2 separate regions of the Homo sapiens genome follow, and region 1 is linked to region 2. Evidence: chromatin loops called from intact Hi-C (ENCODE). Cell type or tissue: PC-9. All regions are shown on one strand.

Region 1 (8,000 bases), 170 kb before region 2:
CACTTGGGAAAAGCTCAGACCTTCACCTACTAACAGGCCTCTCCCCCAAGCATTTCGTGAGTGTAGTCAACTTTTCTGAAAGTGGAAGTTCCACTGGGAAGGGCCCATGTTGAAGCCTACTGCCTTTTGTCATCTGACTAGTTCTCCTCATTTGCCTTCCTTTCCCCCTTCCCCTAAGACCAGAACGAATCTCTCTACTTGTAGGTAAGCCATTTAGTGTCCACTTTTGGTAGCAGAAACAAGCTGTTGGGGTCACCCTCCATCCCAGTGGTTTATCAAAGTATCCCTCCCAAACACACACCAAGCTCTCCCTAAGCATTGTGGTGAATAACAATGTCTGCATTACATTTCCCCTCCCAGCCCTGGACTTAGAGATGGGGGAAGCAAGGAAGATCCTGCTCCCTCTGCCCAGGACTGTAGGCTTCCCGTGACAGTCCCCCTGAGCAGTGGTTCTCCAAGTAGGACCCTGGGACCAGCAGCTTGGCATCACCGGGGAACTTGTGAGAGGTGCAGATTCTCAGACTCCACACCAGACCCACTGAATCTGGATCTCTGTGGTGGGACCCCACAATATGTTTGAACAAGCCCTCCAGGTGGGTCTCATGCACACTCCAATTTGAGAAACATTATCTTAGGACTCCTGATCCTCTTGCTCTCCTAGGAGGAAACAGGTCCACTTCCCTCCCATCACAATGAGACTGAGGTTTCTCCCATGTAGTTGTGTTTTGTCACTTTCGATTAGGTGCTGTGGTCCACCTTGCTAGCCCATGCCCTCTGTCTTGGGCCATAAATCAAACTTTTTCATCATCTCTCATGAGAAGCTGGTTATCCACCAAAGCTCAGTAGGAAAGAAGCTTAGAATATTGGCCCTCCCAGGGAGTACTGTTGTGTTAAGAGGACAAGAAAACTAAACGTGTAACCTCACGCTTTGGGTAGAGGAAGGACTTAGGGGAGGCAACATGATTTCCTCACACTTTGGAAGCCACCTCATTGGGAGGATTCCCTTATTACTAGGAAGGGGGACAGGATCCATGATGCTTCATGCTGAAGTCAGACTTCCATTAACCATAACCTTCTGGAACACAGGGCTGGAGTGGGAAGCAGAGGCCGATCACATAGGGCCTTAAAAGCCATTTCTAGAAGCTGGACTTGGGGAGAGCCATGGTAGGCTTTCAGGCATAGAAAAGATATGCTCAGATTTGAATGTGGGAGATGGCTCTTCCTTGCAAAGAATGGATTGGAAAGGGGTTGGGTGAGGTCAGAGACAGTGAATGCTTGGAAACCAATTTGAGGAACAGGTGAGAGGAATTCAACAGTAGCTAGATTTAGGGCATTGGCAGTGGTAATGGGGAGAAGGAAACAGACTCTAGAGATGTTTAATGTGGTGGGAGAAGGAGAAAGAACACCCATATATGACACTTATGATGTGCTAGGCACAATCACAAGCACTGGACATTGAAAACTTACAATGACAACCTTGTGAGGTCTGTACTATTTTTTAAAATTATTATTTTAAAGACAATAAAGACAAGGTCTTGCTACGTTGGCCAGGCTGGTCTCGAACTCCTGGGTTCAAGCGATCCTCCCACCTCAGCTTCCCAAAGTGCTGGGGATTACAGGCATGAGCCACTGCACCAGGCCCAGTCTGAACTATTATAATCCTCATTCTACAGATGAGGAAACTGAGATGCAGAGGAGCTAAATAACATGCCCAAATAATTTCTGATTGAGTGAAGGTAAGAGAGAGAGGGAAGACAGTCAAGAAGGGCGCTTTGGTTTCCTACATCAGTACTGGGTGGATACAGTACTATTTCTTGAGATCGGGAATTGGGGAGGAGAAACAGGATTTTCAGATAGGGAGATAATGAGTTCTCCCTTGGACTTGCTGGGTTCTGGAGGTAGAAATATCCAGTCATAAATCCTTACTGTTCTCTTTTAAAGAAGCCAGCATAATGCAATTTAAACATTTTTATCAGAGATTGTTATGATGAAAAAATATTCAGTTGTTCTGAGGTGGGTGAGCTTCAGTGATGTAGAGTTACCAGTGTAGATTATTTTTAGGGCTCTGGGGCTTGGCTGAGCTTTGGGATTTTTATCCCTGAATCATGAAAGATAAAGCCATTGTCTTTTCATGAGTAACCACCACCTCAGAGTATTTAATTGTCTTGTTTTGCATGTAAAGCCACTTCTTTGGAAAAAGGATTCTTCACCCAAGAGATCAGAATGAATCAAGTAAATACGTATTTAGACAGTTTCTAAAAATCTGTAGTTTAACCCAAGAGACCAGAAAGGTTCCTGTCTCCTGGTAAACAACAATTAAATGGTATATTAAAATGTATATTATGTATCTGATTGGTCCACAGGGTAATTAGGCATTTTAGGAATATTTTTAAGCATGTGTTCTATATCTCTCAGCACTGTTTCAATCCATCAAGTAACTGAATACTTAGAACATGTGTTCCGCATAGTAAGAGTCATTTTATAAATTCCCATTAAAGGGAACTAAACTAAAAGGCATCAGCTGCAGCCCATTTTTCAGAAGTGTTTATGCTGACCAAATGTAGACAAAGGAAAACAAAATTATAGAGATAAATTGTCCACCATGGAGTCTCACTCCCTGGCTTGGTAATAGCTGAGGGGTGACCCTAGACTGTGAGGAGCAAACTTTGGGGGTTTCTTGGGCACCTTCTGTAGTTAGGCTACAAGATGTGTTGTGGTGGAGGGGAAGGGTGTTATAGCATAGGTGCAGGTTATAGCCCCAAGGGAAAAGTTCACACTTCCCTGAAGAGAATGAAAAGCAGGTGTTCTCTTGGCTGGTTGGCCACTGGAAAGGAATGAGCCAAGGTCCAGTTCTCTCTGATGTGTTGTGTTGGCCAAGAAGTTGGAGCAGAGGTGAGAGGTGAGTTGGGTACTCATGGGGGCCATAACAAAAGGAGGTGCAGGGGCCGGGCGCAGCGGCTTATGCCTGTAATCCCAGCACTTTGGAAGGCTGAGGTGGGTGGATCACTTGAGGTCAGGAGTTTGAGACCAGCCTGGCCAACATGGCGAAACCCCGTCTCTACTAAAAATACAAAAAATTAGCTGGGTGTGGTGGCACGCGCCTGTAATCCCAGCTACTTAGAAGGCTGAGGCAGGAGAATTGCTTGAACCTGGAAGGTGGAGGTTGCAGTGAGCTGAAATTGCACCACTGCACTACACAGCCTGAGCAACAAAGCAAGACTCCATCTCAAAAAAAAAAAAAAAAAAGAAAAGAAAAATGGAGGGGCAGGACCTTCCTAACAAAACTCAGAGGGCATGTAGCTATGGCCCTGAGGCCAAGGGGTTCTCCTGGCTCCCTGTGTGTGCTAACAACACCTGCTAAGGCCTACGAGCTCTCTTAGCCTCAAATTGTTCTGAAGGAGGCAGCAACATACAAGGCACTCTATTTTCCCTAATATGTCAGCCTATCCTTTGTATTCATAAAGTGCTGTTTGCATATTAACTCTTTCAGGCTGTAAGGAAACAAGGATTCACTGAGCATGCCATTTTCCTAGTCTGAGAGTCTCTCTGAGGCCTTGGCCATTAAGTAGAAGGAACTAAAGCTTCTTCTAGGCCAGGCACGGTGGCTCAAACCTGTAATCCCAGCACTTTGGGAGGCAGAGGCTGGCGGATCACCTGAGGTTAGGAGTTCGAGACCAGCCTGGCCAACATGGTGAAACCCTGCCTCTCCTAAAAATAAAATGAGCCAGGCATGGTGGCTTGCGCCTGTAATCCCAGCTACTCAGGAGGCTGAGGCAGGAGAATTACCTGAACCCTTGAGGCGGAGGTTGCAGTGAGCCGAGATCATGCCACTGCATGCCAGCCTGGGCAACAGAGCGAGACTCCGTCTCAAAAACAAACAAACAAAAAAAAGCTTCTTCTAAACTAAATGGACTTGGTGGAAAAGGGAGGTTTGCAGCATTCTGAGCCAGAGTGGTAGCCACTGTATCTTAAAGGTCAGAAGAGCCACACAGGAGAGAAAAGGAGCTTAAGAACTTCAGATCTCACTCGGAAGAACTGTGGAGTAGGCAAGTGAAAAAATAAAGTGATTCACCAAAGATTAAGTACAGCAGGCAAACATGAGAGAGAAGAAAAGGAAAGTCAGCAAACAGGAAAGTGATTAATAGAGAGGAGCTGAGAGGAAGTAATAATTGGATGAGAATTTTTGAAAAAGGGAGGAAAGGGCCGGGCATGGTGGCTCACGCCTGTAATCTCAGCACTTTGGGAGGCCGAGGCAGATGGATCACCTGAGGTCGGGAGTTCGAGACCAGCCTGACCAACATGGAGAAACCCCTTCTCTATTAAAGATACAAAATTAGCCGCGCATGGTGGTGCATGCCTGTAATCCCAGCTACTCAGAAGGCTGAGGCAGGAGAATCGCTTGAATCCGAGAGGCGGAGGTTGCAGTGAGCCAAGATCACGCCATTGCACTCCAGCCTGGGAAACAAGAGAGAAACTCCATCTCAAAAGAAAAAAAAAAGAAAAAGAAAAAGGGAGGAAAGGAAAAGTAAAACTTTCAGAGGAAAAGGCAACCAATGTCAAAGTATGGGTTTCGTGGGATTAATCAATGATTTCCTCACTGCAGAGAATTTTTCCTCCATATATAAAGAGGAGAATTCACTCTCCTAGAAAAGATGGCAGCACCCCTCTTGTTTTATCTGTGGCATTAGGACAGCTCACAGCACTGGCTCCTATCTGGAAACTGGAGAATTCTTTTGATGTTATTTTTGGACGCAGTCCTAATCAGTTTTAAAGTATGACACAGAAGCATTCTTCCAATGTTTAATGTCTAAAGTCATTGATGCTGCTGGATGAGGAAGGAAATAAACTGCGTAAAATACCTGAGTGGGTCTTGGCACGGTCTTGTGGCCTTAAGAAATGACTGTGACCTCAGAATCTATATCAGATAAGGCTGCCAAGAGAGCTTTAGAATGGGTCACATATTTATTACCAGCAATGCTGAGGCTGCACTGGATGAGGGCTGCCCAACTTCATTCTCAAATCGTCATCATTCAGTGAACACATCCTGTGTATAAGCATTGCCATGGATACTTTGCATTTACCGTGCCCTGATTTTGACAACCACCTTGCAAGGTAGGGTCATATCTGTTTCATTTCACAAAGGGGGAAATCTGGCATGACTGTGGCCTCAGGAGTGCCTTTACACTTCAGTGCTGCCTGCATAGCCACCTAGGAGTGGTATCCTTGCTGAAATGTTTTGTTGCTATTTTTTCACAAGTAAATCAAAGAAGCCACTTGCTGAACTGTTTTATGTGCTCATTCTTTACAGGACACCAGCTTGTCTTCAATCCAGACTCTATTTCTCTCACGGTCAGTAAGTCGTGGGTTAATAGGAGAAAAAAAAGAGCCCTGAAAGGTTAGGTCCAGGACTCTGGACAGACAGTTCAATCACCAACATCCACTTGGTCATCTGCAACATGTCTGACATCTGCTAGGTGTGTTTTAAGGGATATGAGGGAATTTGTATGACAAAGGGGCTTATGGCTTTATTCAGAAAAGAGTCAGTCAGTCAACTGAAAAATCAGTCAGTTGATCAACAGCTGTTTATTGAGCATTTGTTCAACTATGTGCTGGTTAAGGCCTGTTCTAGGCTCTGAGATACAGCCATGAACAAAACAGACAAAAATCTCTGCCCTCAGGGAGTTTATAGTCTCATAGGACAGAGAGAAAAATCACTAAAATATACAGCATGTTAGTGATAGGGTAAAGAGAAATGTAAAGACAGAAAAGAGAATAAGAATGGAAGGTGTCCACATGTAAATTGTGATGTAGTAACATATTTGCTTCTTTACTAAAACATCAATTAACATGATCTAATGGTGGGTCTAATAACTACAATCTTTGAAATCCCCTCCTTTTACTTCTCTGACACCACTCACTACTGGTTCTCCTAAGTAATAGACATTCTTTTTTCACCTCTGAGAGACTTTAAGCTCTCTTTATGAGGTTATTCTGAACTACGCTGGTGATCCCCTACCACTCTTCATCCATTTGAAAAATATAAAGACCTTTTACTTGATACAGGGCCACATACAGAGCTTCTCTAACTGGAGTCTCCATGTAACTCCAGAGGCTGTTTTGCTGGGTGCTAAGAGTTGAGGAGGGAAGTCAAACTTAGGAGGTCTTAGAAGCCTTCCCAGTTTACCCTCTCTACTACAAGTCTTCCCTCCTGTGTTATCGCTCAAGTTGCAATAATAAAATTCTGTAGACTGGGTGGCTTACACAACATTCTAGAGGTTGCAAGTCTGAGATCAGGGCGCCAGCATGGCCAGTTTTGGGTGAGGACTGTTTCAGGCTGGTAGGCATGCACACACATGACCCTTTCTTTGTGCCTGCTTGGAGAGAGACAGAGAGACAGAGAGACAGAGATAGAGAGCTCTGGTCTCATCTTATAAAGGCACATATCCCATCCTTAGGGCTCCACGGTCATGGTCTAATTACCTTCCAAAGGTATCATCTCCAAATACCTTCACATTGGGAGTTAAGGCTTCAATATATGAATTTTGGGAGGATGTAAACATTCAATCCATAACATCTCCCAAACACACCATTCTATATCTCAGCCCCTTGTTGGCTTTCTTCATAACACACTGTTACTTGTCCTTGTTTTCTCAGTTTACTTGGTTTGTGTCCATCTCCCCAGCTAGGATAACAGCTCAATGAGGACAGACACAGTTTCTCTTATTGTGATGTCTTCATCTCCCAGGACACAACATGTGGCATATGATAGAGGCTCAGTAACACTTACTTAATGGATTTAAAGATGAATGAATGAATGAATGATTTCCCATAGTCCTCACTCGCATCATAGGTTAAGGAACTTACCAGGTCTGGGCTTTTGTCCCCATGTCTGTTCTCACGGCGGAATGTAGATCTGCTGCAATGTCGGCCTAACACTGGCCACAGTCTCGCCATTTCCATTTTCCCTTGCTCCTCATCATCCATCTTAATGCTATTGCTCTTGGTTTCACATGGTTTTAGTCCACACCATATGATAACTCACATTTGTTTAAATCCAGTGTCTTTTGTGTGCTCATGACACATTTCCAAATTCCTGAAAATTTGGTTGTGCACTGGAAGAGACTGAAAGATTCAAAACAGGACTAAATAAGTGAGAAGTAATTACAAAGCAACATCTCACATTAACTATAAAAGTGTCTACAGTTTTCTCGGGGGTATCACCAGCTTATTTCCCTGGCCATACATTTACATGCATCTACCCATATTCTAGTATTAGGTGTAACTCCTTTAGTATTTAATGTATTGGCAGCAAGCTGTACACAGCTCTACACCCGGTGGCACTACCCCCTGGCTAACGTCATTGTAGTGACTGTATGTTACTGTGCAGTAAAAACACATTTCACAGATTATGCTAAATTTGTTTGCCCACCTGTTTAGGATTTGCAGGCCACCACTTGCACACCGCTGTACTAGCCTATTGACTGTCTGTCTTCCCATGCTCAATGTGAACCAAACAGGAGAGCCACGGTTGACATACATGGGTGCTGTTTCCTCTATTGAATTTGTATCTGTATATAAAGTGAGGGTATGTAATTCTCTGTAGATGCAGCCAGGGTTTTGGCTTCTTCTATTGAGTATTTTTCTTTTTACAAATTGAAGGTTTGTGGCAACCTTATCTTCAGCAAGTCTATCAGTGCCATTTTCCCAACAGGGTGTGCTCCCTTTGTGTCTTTGTGTCACATACTGGCAATTCTCACAGTATTTCAAATGTTTTGTAGTTACTCTATTTGTTATAGTGATCTACCCCACTGACCAGACATTCCCCTGTCTCTCTCTCTCTCTCTCTCTCTTTCTCCTGCCTTGGGTCTCCCTATTCTCTGAGACACAACAATATTAAAATCAGGCCAATTAGTAACCCTGCAATGGCCTCAAAGTGTTCAAGCGAAAGAAAGAGTCACATATCTCTCCCTTTAAATAAAAAGCTAAAAATGAATAAACTT
Region 2 (8,000 bases):
CACTCAGCCTATAAATGACGTCCATGAAGCAAGGGTCCACGTTCCTGGCAGAATGCTGGATATGTGAGCCACGCCAGGTGCTGTGAGCCCCTCAGAGACCATTGACAATAGAGGGTCAGAGTGCTTTTCCAGCTCCATTGCCAACAACTTGGGATGTAATCTAAACAGATGCTAAATGGATCAATCCTTTGAGGAAATTTGTGTCAGTTTCCAAGTCACTCCTGGTCATCATCCAGGAAAGACCATTTTTATTAAAGTACCCCAGGGCTGCCTGCAGGAACCATTTTCCCTGTCTCACCAGTCAATAATCAGCAGGACTCCCTGCTATTTCAGGGAACAAAGACAGGGTCGCTGTCCCCGAGAGGCTCAGTCCACCCTCCCGCTCTGTCCACCCTCCAGCGGGGTCTGGGCTCCAGAGCGGAGGTTCTCAAGCTTCCGCAGCGTCAAAACCGCTTGGAGGTCCACGACACCCAGTCTGCTGGTGCAGGGGTTCTCATCCAGAAGATCTTGGGTGGCTACAGGAGCCGCATATTTTTCTACCAAGGTCCCCGGGGATGCGGCTCTTGGCCCCAGGACTGGGCCCAGGAGGTCAGAGAGAGTGACCGTCAGGCGCGGCGCCGCGGGGAGACGGCCCGGGCTCAGATCCCAGGGTGGAGGCGGGGGCGAGCGCCCGGCAGAGGGGACGGGGGGCGCCGAGGGGACCTGGCGCGGCCGCCGGGCCTTGGGAGCGCGACGCGGAAGCCGCCGGAGGCCGGAAGCTGGGGCGCCCCCGAGCGGGCGGGCGGCGGACCTGCGGCTCCGGGCGGTTCGGCAGCGCAGCGCGGCGCGGCCGCCTGCAGGCTCCCAGGCTCGGGTCCAGCCGCCACGACCGGCTCGCGTGGCTCCGGGGGAGCGGCCGAGAGTGAAGCGCGGAGAGGGCGCCTCGGAGGCTGCCGGGGCGGCGGGGCGGTTGTCCTCTGTAGAGGGAGCGGAGCTTCCCCCTGCCCCCAAGAGCACCGGCAGCCCCGGCCCCCCGCATCCTGGCATCCCGGGCCCGGCGGCCAGAGCAGGCCCTGCGCCCCCTCGGCTTTCTGGTCCTCGTGCGTCCCCCGGGGCAGAGGCGCGAGGAGGGACGGCCGGCTGAGGCCTGTCACGCCTTCACTCCCGAGTGTCCAGGCGGACGGGGTCCCTGCCTCTCCAACCCCTCCTCTCCCTTGGCTTCCCCCAGGGCACAGAGCGCTCCTCCTTGTCCACAGGAGACACAAGGCTTCAAACGCACACCCCCACACCCCAATCCTCTCCAAACACACTCAGGGCGCTGGCCACTGGTTCTCCTTCCTCCTTCCTTCCTTCCTTCTTCTGTCTTTTTTTTTTTTTTTTTTTTTTTTTGACAGAGTCTTGCTCTGTCGCCCAGGCTGGAGTGCAGTGGCACGATCTCGGCTCACTGCAACCTCCGCCTCCTGGGTTCAAGCGATTCTCTTGCCTCAGTCTCCCGAGTAGCTGGGATTACAGGCATGCGCCACCACGCCCGGCTAATATTTTTGTATTTTTAGTAGAGACGGAGTTTCACCATGTTGGCCAGGCTGCTCTCAAACTCCTGACCTCAAGTGATCCGCCCGCCTTGGCCTCCCAAAGTGCTGAGATTACAGGCGTGAGCCACCTCGCCTGGCCCTTTTTTTCCTTTTTTTTAAGAAAGGAAGATCTCGCCCCTTGCCCAGGCTGGATTCGAACTCCGGGGCTTAAGCGATCCTTCCGCCTCAGCTTCTCCAGCAGCCAGGACTGCAGGTGCGCACCACCATGCCCGGCGTAGCCACCCGTGTTCTATCCCCAGCACAGCTCCTTAGATGGTGACTTTTAACAGCTCACTTCGCCTCCCTGTCCTCAGTTTCTCCTTCTGGAAAGGAACTGGATTGGATGGGGATGGTTTCTGAGGCTCCTTCCAGCTCAGTTGTCCACCTTAAAGGTGTAAGTGGCAGAGGGTGGAGCGGGTCTGGTTCAGGGAGGAGAGCTGGGAGTAAAGGCAGGCCAGGGGCTGCGAGGTGGGTGGAGGAAAGGAAGACAGGAGGGAGGAGAGCGGGGCATGGAGGATAGCTTTGCCAGCCTAGCCCACCAGTCCCGGCCTCTAAGAGCAGGCTGGCAGAGCCCCAAGAGCCTATACCACGGAAGGGCCCCATGGGAATCCCCTCACTCTCTGGGTGCCTGAGTTTGCAGATATCTGTTTGCCAAAGGATGAGGGAAGGAACAGGAAGGAACGTGCCGGCAGGACTGGAAAATCCAGCTGGGCAGGAGATAGCTGTGGCTGCACCTCGCACTGGAGGCTGAAGCTTTGCTTGGCTCTGCCCCTGTGTCACGTGTCAGGTGAGGCTGCTGGACCCCTGGAAGCCCCGCCAAGGGAAGTGACTACCACCAGGCCGCAAGCTCCTGTGCAGAAGTCTAGCAGCCTTTAGCTTTGGGGCCATACACATGTGCTTCCAAGACGGTAGGCAGATGACGTTCAATTTAAATCCACTTTCCTATACGTTTACTCAATGAGTTCAAAGATGCTTTTCATTTACAAGCTTGGCGGCAGCTTCCAACACATTAACCCAAAGGCCTTCATGTTCTCCCCAGCCAACCCCTTTGTCCCTCTGCAGAAAGGGAACCTCCTGCAAAATGTCCAGATGGTTCAGAGAAGTATATATGACAGGCTGGTTGCAAGTGGCAGGAACGCCCCTCTAAGTAGTTTAAAGACATATGTATGGGTGTGTGTGTGTGTGCACGCGTGTGCATGTATATAATTTATTTTTTGCTCAAATAATTTTGGTAAAGGTAATTAACTAAAGGTAAATAACTAACCTTTACCAAGAGCAGGGATGTGGCTGGGCCCAGAATGCAAGACTCTCCGATAGCAGCTCCCAAGCTTAACAAGTTAAAGACACACTGCAGCTTTTCTCCAAAATTCTAGTTAAAAGCTGAGGCCGTCACCAAACAATTGTTGCCAAGAGCTCAGGATGTTGTGGTTGGAGGGGCCTGCGCCAGAGGTCCACTTCTGAACCAATCAGCAGGGCCCGGGGGCTGGGCCATGTTCTGCTTACCTCACAGCTTCCACACCCACAGGGTTTTGGGAACCGGAGGCAGGCGGACAGCCCCAGGAGTCATAATGAGAAGAAATGCTACCTCGGTACAGTGGACGAACGTGCAAACCACACAGAAAGTTTGAAAAAGGTCTACTGGAGGCTCTGCTTTCTGGTAATGGCTCCAAAATACAAAGGGCCTCACACTCCGGCACTGACGAAGTCCATACGGCTCTTAGGCTGACACCCACCAGCCAGTCAATGGGAGAGCTGGGACCAGAGGGCTGACTTGACCTCTTCAGCAGGAGTGTCCAAGGCCTTTGTGGGCGGTGGTGCAGGTTGTGCGTGTGAATAATGAAGGCAATTCATTATTACTCAGAACACAACACCTTGGCGATCTTTAGAAACATGAGAAACAGAGCTTCCAAGGTACCTGCTCACACGCCTCTCTGGAGGTAATCGCTGTGCCGTGGCTCTTAATGAGCCACTCTCCACATGGCCTGAGGCCTGGCACCGTGGGAATTCCCTCTGTCCCTGAGTCATAGGCCTCTGCTACTGAACTGTAAATAGGGACCGGGTCAATGACAGCGGGACAGCTGGCCCAGGGAGCAGGGTTGGGGTGGGGACTGCTGGGAGGCTGCCCTGTTAATCTCTCTCTACCATACAAGGCACTCCTTGGGTGACCCCCGTGACTGTGATGCAGAACAGGGAAGGAGAGTGGGTGTTAACCTTGAGCCTAAGGCTCCTCCTCCACCTGTGGGACTGTAAGCCACCTCTCCTGGGCTGAGGGCTCTGGAAGGAGGCTTGGCTGCTCCTCAGCACTCGGGGAGCGGTTTTTCAGGCACACACACTTGAGCTCCATGACCTCCCAGATTCCCACCGCCCCTGCTTGACTCTTCCCCTGTCTCCCCTTCCTGAAATGACCCCCTCTGAATTCCTTTGACTGTTCTCTGGTTGTCAGTCTCACAGTGACAGGTGTGTAAAGCATGAGGTGACCTTGGGCAAGTTGTTCAACCTCAGTGTTATCACCTGTAGAACGGAGAAAACAAGACTACATACTTTGGAGGTAAGTGTAGGTTCCAATGAAATAACAGAGCTTGAGGGGTCCTATAGGCACATGGGCCTGGAGCCAGACCCCCTGGGTTCAGATCTGTCTTGCCGTGGGTTTTGGGGCAAGTTCCTTTTCTGTGCCTCAGTTTTATCATCTGTAAAGTGAGATGAGAATAATGGTACCTATTTCTTAGGACTCTTGGGAGAGTCAATGAGCAAATACACAGAAAACACCTTGAACAGGACCTGGCGCTAAGTGCTGGGTTGAGAGCTAGCTATTATTGTTGTTGTCAGAGAGCTTAATGTTGTGCTGTGCATACAGGAAGCTCTCAAGAAATGATAACTCAACAAAAGAAAATAAAACAAAACCCGAACCTGCCTCCTTCAATCGGGCCTTGTTTCCTAAATGAGCCTGAGCTCCTGGGTGAGGTGCGGGCATAGCAAGAGTTTCACACAATTTTGATCCTGTATCCGAAAAGCTGCCAGACACTGTGTTTTTCTTACCCTTCTTTTTGGGGGTGGAGTGAGGATGTCACAAACTCCCTTGGGAAACTGATGAAAGCTACAGACCCTCTCCCCAGAAAGGTGCTTGGAAGCAAATATTCACAAGATGTTGCACACAGTTTCAGGGGGTTCCTGGGCTCCCTGGGAGCCAGGGTGAGAAGCTCCATTTTAGATGGTGCACTGTGCCATGTCTCATTTGTTGGTTTGATCCCAACAAAACACAAGCTAGCCCTGCTCCTTTGCTCATCAGTGGGTTGTACCCCAGCTTCCACCCTGGCTCCGGGGACTCTCCTTGATTCCTCTGCCCGGGCCCTCTGGCTCAGTGCCAGCTCCAAGCTACAAAACTTGGCTGGGAGTTGAATGCAGAATTTGTTCAGCGTTTGAAGGCTAAGAAAGAAAAAGGAGGAAAAAAGTAGACTCGACTTAGAAAAAAATCAGACAAAAGAAATCATCCTCCAAGCCAAGTGCTATAATTCATAGGGCTCATATTTGCTGAGTGAGACTAAATGGTATTTATGGCTAAGCGGCCCTGGATTCACCCTGGGTTGAGTGATCCAGGAGTTGCCCAAAGTCTGGTGGAGAGGGCGGGGTGGGCCTGAGGGCTGGAAGACCAGACAACTTGCACAGGGAGACTTTGTTGCTGTTCATAGATGATGTGGTTTTTCCCCTGCTTAATGTTAAGTGTAGTTTCAGAATTTTGTATGTGTTTCTGGGAAGATGATTCCCTCAAGCAATATTACTTGGGGTAGATGGTATACTTAGAATTGGATTATTAGCCATAGGGCCCATTCATTCATACGCTCATTCATTCAAGGTTTATGAGGTGCCTTCTTTGTATGAGAAGCTGTTCTAGGCACTGGGGATACAGTAGTGATTGTGGCAATAATGGTCGCTGTCCTAATTAAGTTTACAGTGTTGGCAGGAGAGACAGAGAACACAAAATAAACAGTAAATATATATTGGATGATATGGTGTGATAAGAAGAAAAATACAGTAGGCTGGGATCTAGAGAAGGTTGGGGGGCACACTTTCAGTGAATGGTCAGGAAAGGCTTCTTCCAGCAGAGGCTGAAGCGGGGAGGGAGGGAGTTCAGCACAGGTCTGAGAAAGGCCCCTGTGAGGAAGGAGGACCAGGCACCAGGTGACCAATCCTGATGGGGCTGGGATAGCCCAGTAGGAGTGATGACCCACAGGGTCAGTTCCCACTGCTGGGGGTTTCTGGATGACGAGGTTGTTGAGCACCCCCATGCTTATGGATACCATGAGAGGAAGCATAGGGGATAGAGGGACAAGCTAAATGACACTAGGAGGAGACAATCAGATAAATCCAGAATGTGGGACATTCTACAAGACGACTAGCCTGATCTCTTCAAAAAAGCCATGTAATGAAAAATAAAAGTGCAGCCATAAAAAAGAATGAAATCATGTCCTCTGCAGCAACCTAGGAGGAGCTGGAAGCCATAATCTTAAGCAAATTAATGTGAACAGAAAACCAAATACTACATGTTCTCACATAAGTGGGAGCTAAACATTGGGTTCTCATGGACATACATAAAGATGGCAACAATAGATACCAGAGACTACTAGAGAGGAGAGGGAGGGAGAAGGGGAAGGGTTGAAAAACTAACTGTTGCATACTGTGTTCACCAGCTGGGTGGCAGGATCATTTATACCCCAAACCTCAGCATTATACAATATGCCCAGGTAACAAGTCTGTACATGTACCCCCTGAATCTAAAATAAAAGTTGAAATTATAAAGAAAAAGAAAAAGATGGGAGAACTGTTCTAGATGAAAAGAAACATACAACCAAATGAGATGTATTTTCCTTGAGCAACCCCTGGTTTGAACAGGCAAACCAGAAAAGACATTTTAGGGACATTTGGAGGAATTCAAATATAGACTTCATTTCAAATGGGAGTCAGAAATTATGTTTAACTGTCTTAGGTGTGATAACAGTGGTGAGGTTAGATATGGAAAATCATCCCTTTATTTTGGATATGGTGTTGGTGTGTGTGGGTGACATGGGAGAATGTCCATAATTTATTCTAAAAAATTTCAGTAAAATAAACAAGTAAATAAAATCTAAGATATTTGAAGTTAGGGATGGCTCGAGGGAGGAAGATGAGATACCCTAAAGGACACCACTCACCTTCCTGGGCTTGGCCAGGTACCAGATGCTTGACAAACCCAAGGGTGAACACTCTCTGTGAGTTTGGGATGGAACACACAAGCACCTGGCACATAGTACGTGCTTATTAGAAGTTGAATGAATGGATGGATGGATAGTCTTTGTTGGGATTTACTTCCCAGGATGGGCCCTGGCTGATCACTCCCTTTGCACGTGTTCACATCCCACCCATCTTGCAGGCCACCGCAAGACAATTAAAAACATGGGCCCATCATAAGACAATTAAAAATGTGGACAGGTTGCCAAGGGTCACCTTTTATGGACATGCCTATGAGATCCCTCTGAGGTCTCTTTGGGTGATTCTGGGCCACATGGCCGTCTCCCCAAACTGAGCCCCTTCCCAGCCTCCTGACAGGGCTTACTTCTGTAGCCTCATCATTAAGTCAAGAGTAGGTTGCTCATAATCATTTGATAGTGAACAGCTGACCTGACGGTCCCTAATTAGTTCATTGAATCAGGTGCTGCATATTAAATACCCTAATGCCCTAAAAAGCTCCCAACCCAGGCAGTATACAATGTAGATACTCACTAAGATCTTGGTGCCCTAAACAATAACTAACATTTATTGAGCACTGACTATTTCCAAGCATTATGCTAAGTGGTTGTCGATGTTGCAGTCATACCCTATGGAGATTCATGTGCTAAGGGTTTAGTGCTCTGGTCTGAATGTTTGTGTCTCCCTCAAAATTTATATGTTGAAACCAAATCCCCAATGTGGTGGTGTTAAGAGTTGGGGCACCTGGGAGGTGTTAGGCCACGAGGGCAGAGCCCTTGTGAGTGGGATTAGTGCTCCTATAAAAGGGGCCTGGGCGCTTACTTATCTCTCCCTCCAGGTGAGGACGCTGTAGGAAGTCATCTGCGAAGCGGAGAGTGCACCTTTACCAGACGCGGAGTCTGCTGGCGCCTTGATCTCGGACTTTGCAGCTTCCAGAACCGTAAGCAACACATTTCTGTTGTTTATAAATCATCCAGTCTAATGTATTTTGTTATAGCAGTCCAAACAGACGAAGACAATGAGTTATCTCTAACTCCCCTAAGCAGGCTGTTTTGGTATTTTTTACTTTAATTCCTAGCCACATTTTACATACTGGTCTATGGTCTCACAACAGAAGTGGCGGTGCCCTCATTTGAACTCTGGTTGCCACTTTTCTGCCTCTTTTCCAGGAGTGATGCACAGGCCACCTCTTCTGTGACCTCGAGGGCTCAGGATTCCTCATGTCCTGAG

Evidence for each region. A loop is a pair of places that touch in the nucleus more often than their neighbours do. Peaks named below come from ENCODE experiments on the same cell type or tissue, not always from the same donor. Only the 100,000 strongest peaks of a DNase experiment are listed, where the experiment ranks them.
Region 1: a loop joins it to region 2, with 7 times the contacts of the local background. A loop is called at or near these places in 5 of 110 quality-filtered maps.

The regions. Positions count from the first base shown.
Region 1 is chr2:64,776,335-64,784,334 of GRCh38, reverse strand. LOC105374776 (a long non-coding RNA gene) reads right to left here and starts at 7,122. Exons shown (of 3, transcript XR_002959393.2): 1 at 6,865-7,122. In PC-9, no CTCF peak of the experiment used is centred here; DNase peaks (open chromatin) are centred at 4,074 and 4,854; H3K4me3 peaks cover 105 bases; H3K27ac peaks cover 3,975 bases.
Region 2 is chr2:64,602,235-64,610,234 of GRCh38, reverse strand. LINC02579 (long intergenic non-protein coding RNA 2579) reads right to left here and starts at 2,923. Exons shown (of 4, transcript NR_034023.1): 1 at 2,815-2,923. LOC105374773 (a long non-coding RNA gene) reads left to right here and starts at 2,996. Exons shown (of 7, transcript XR_007086343.1): 1 at 2,996-3,207; 2 at 3,994-4,098; 3 at 7,609-7,710. RefSeq lists a silencer at 498-1,177 and enhancers at 1,687-2,186, 2,187-2,688, 3,406-3,455, 2,971-4,170. In PC-9, a CTCF peak has its summit at 430; DNase peaks (open chromatin) are centred at 2,244, 3,534 and 5,090; H3K4me3 peaks cover 2,450 bases; H3K27ac peaks cover 3,619 bases.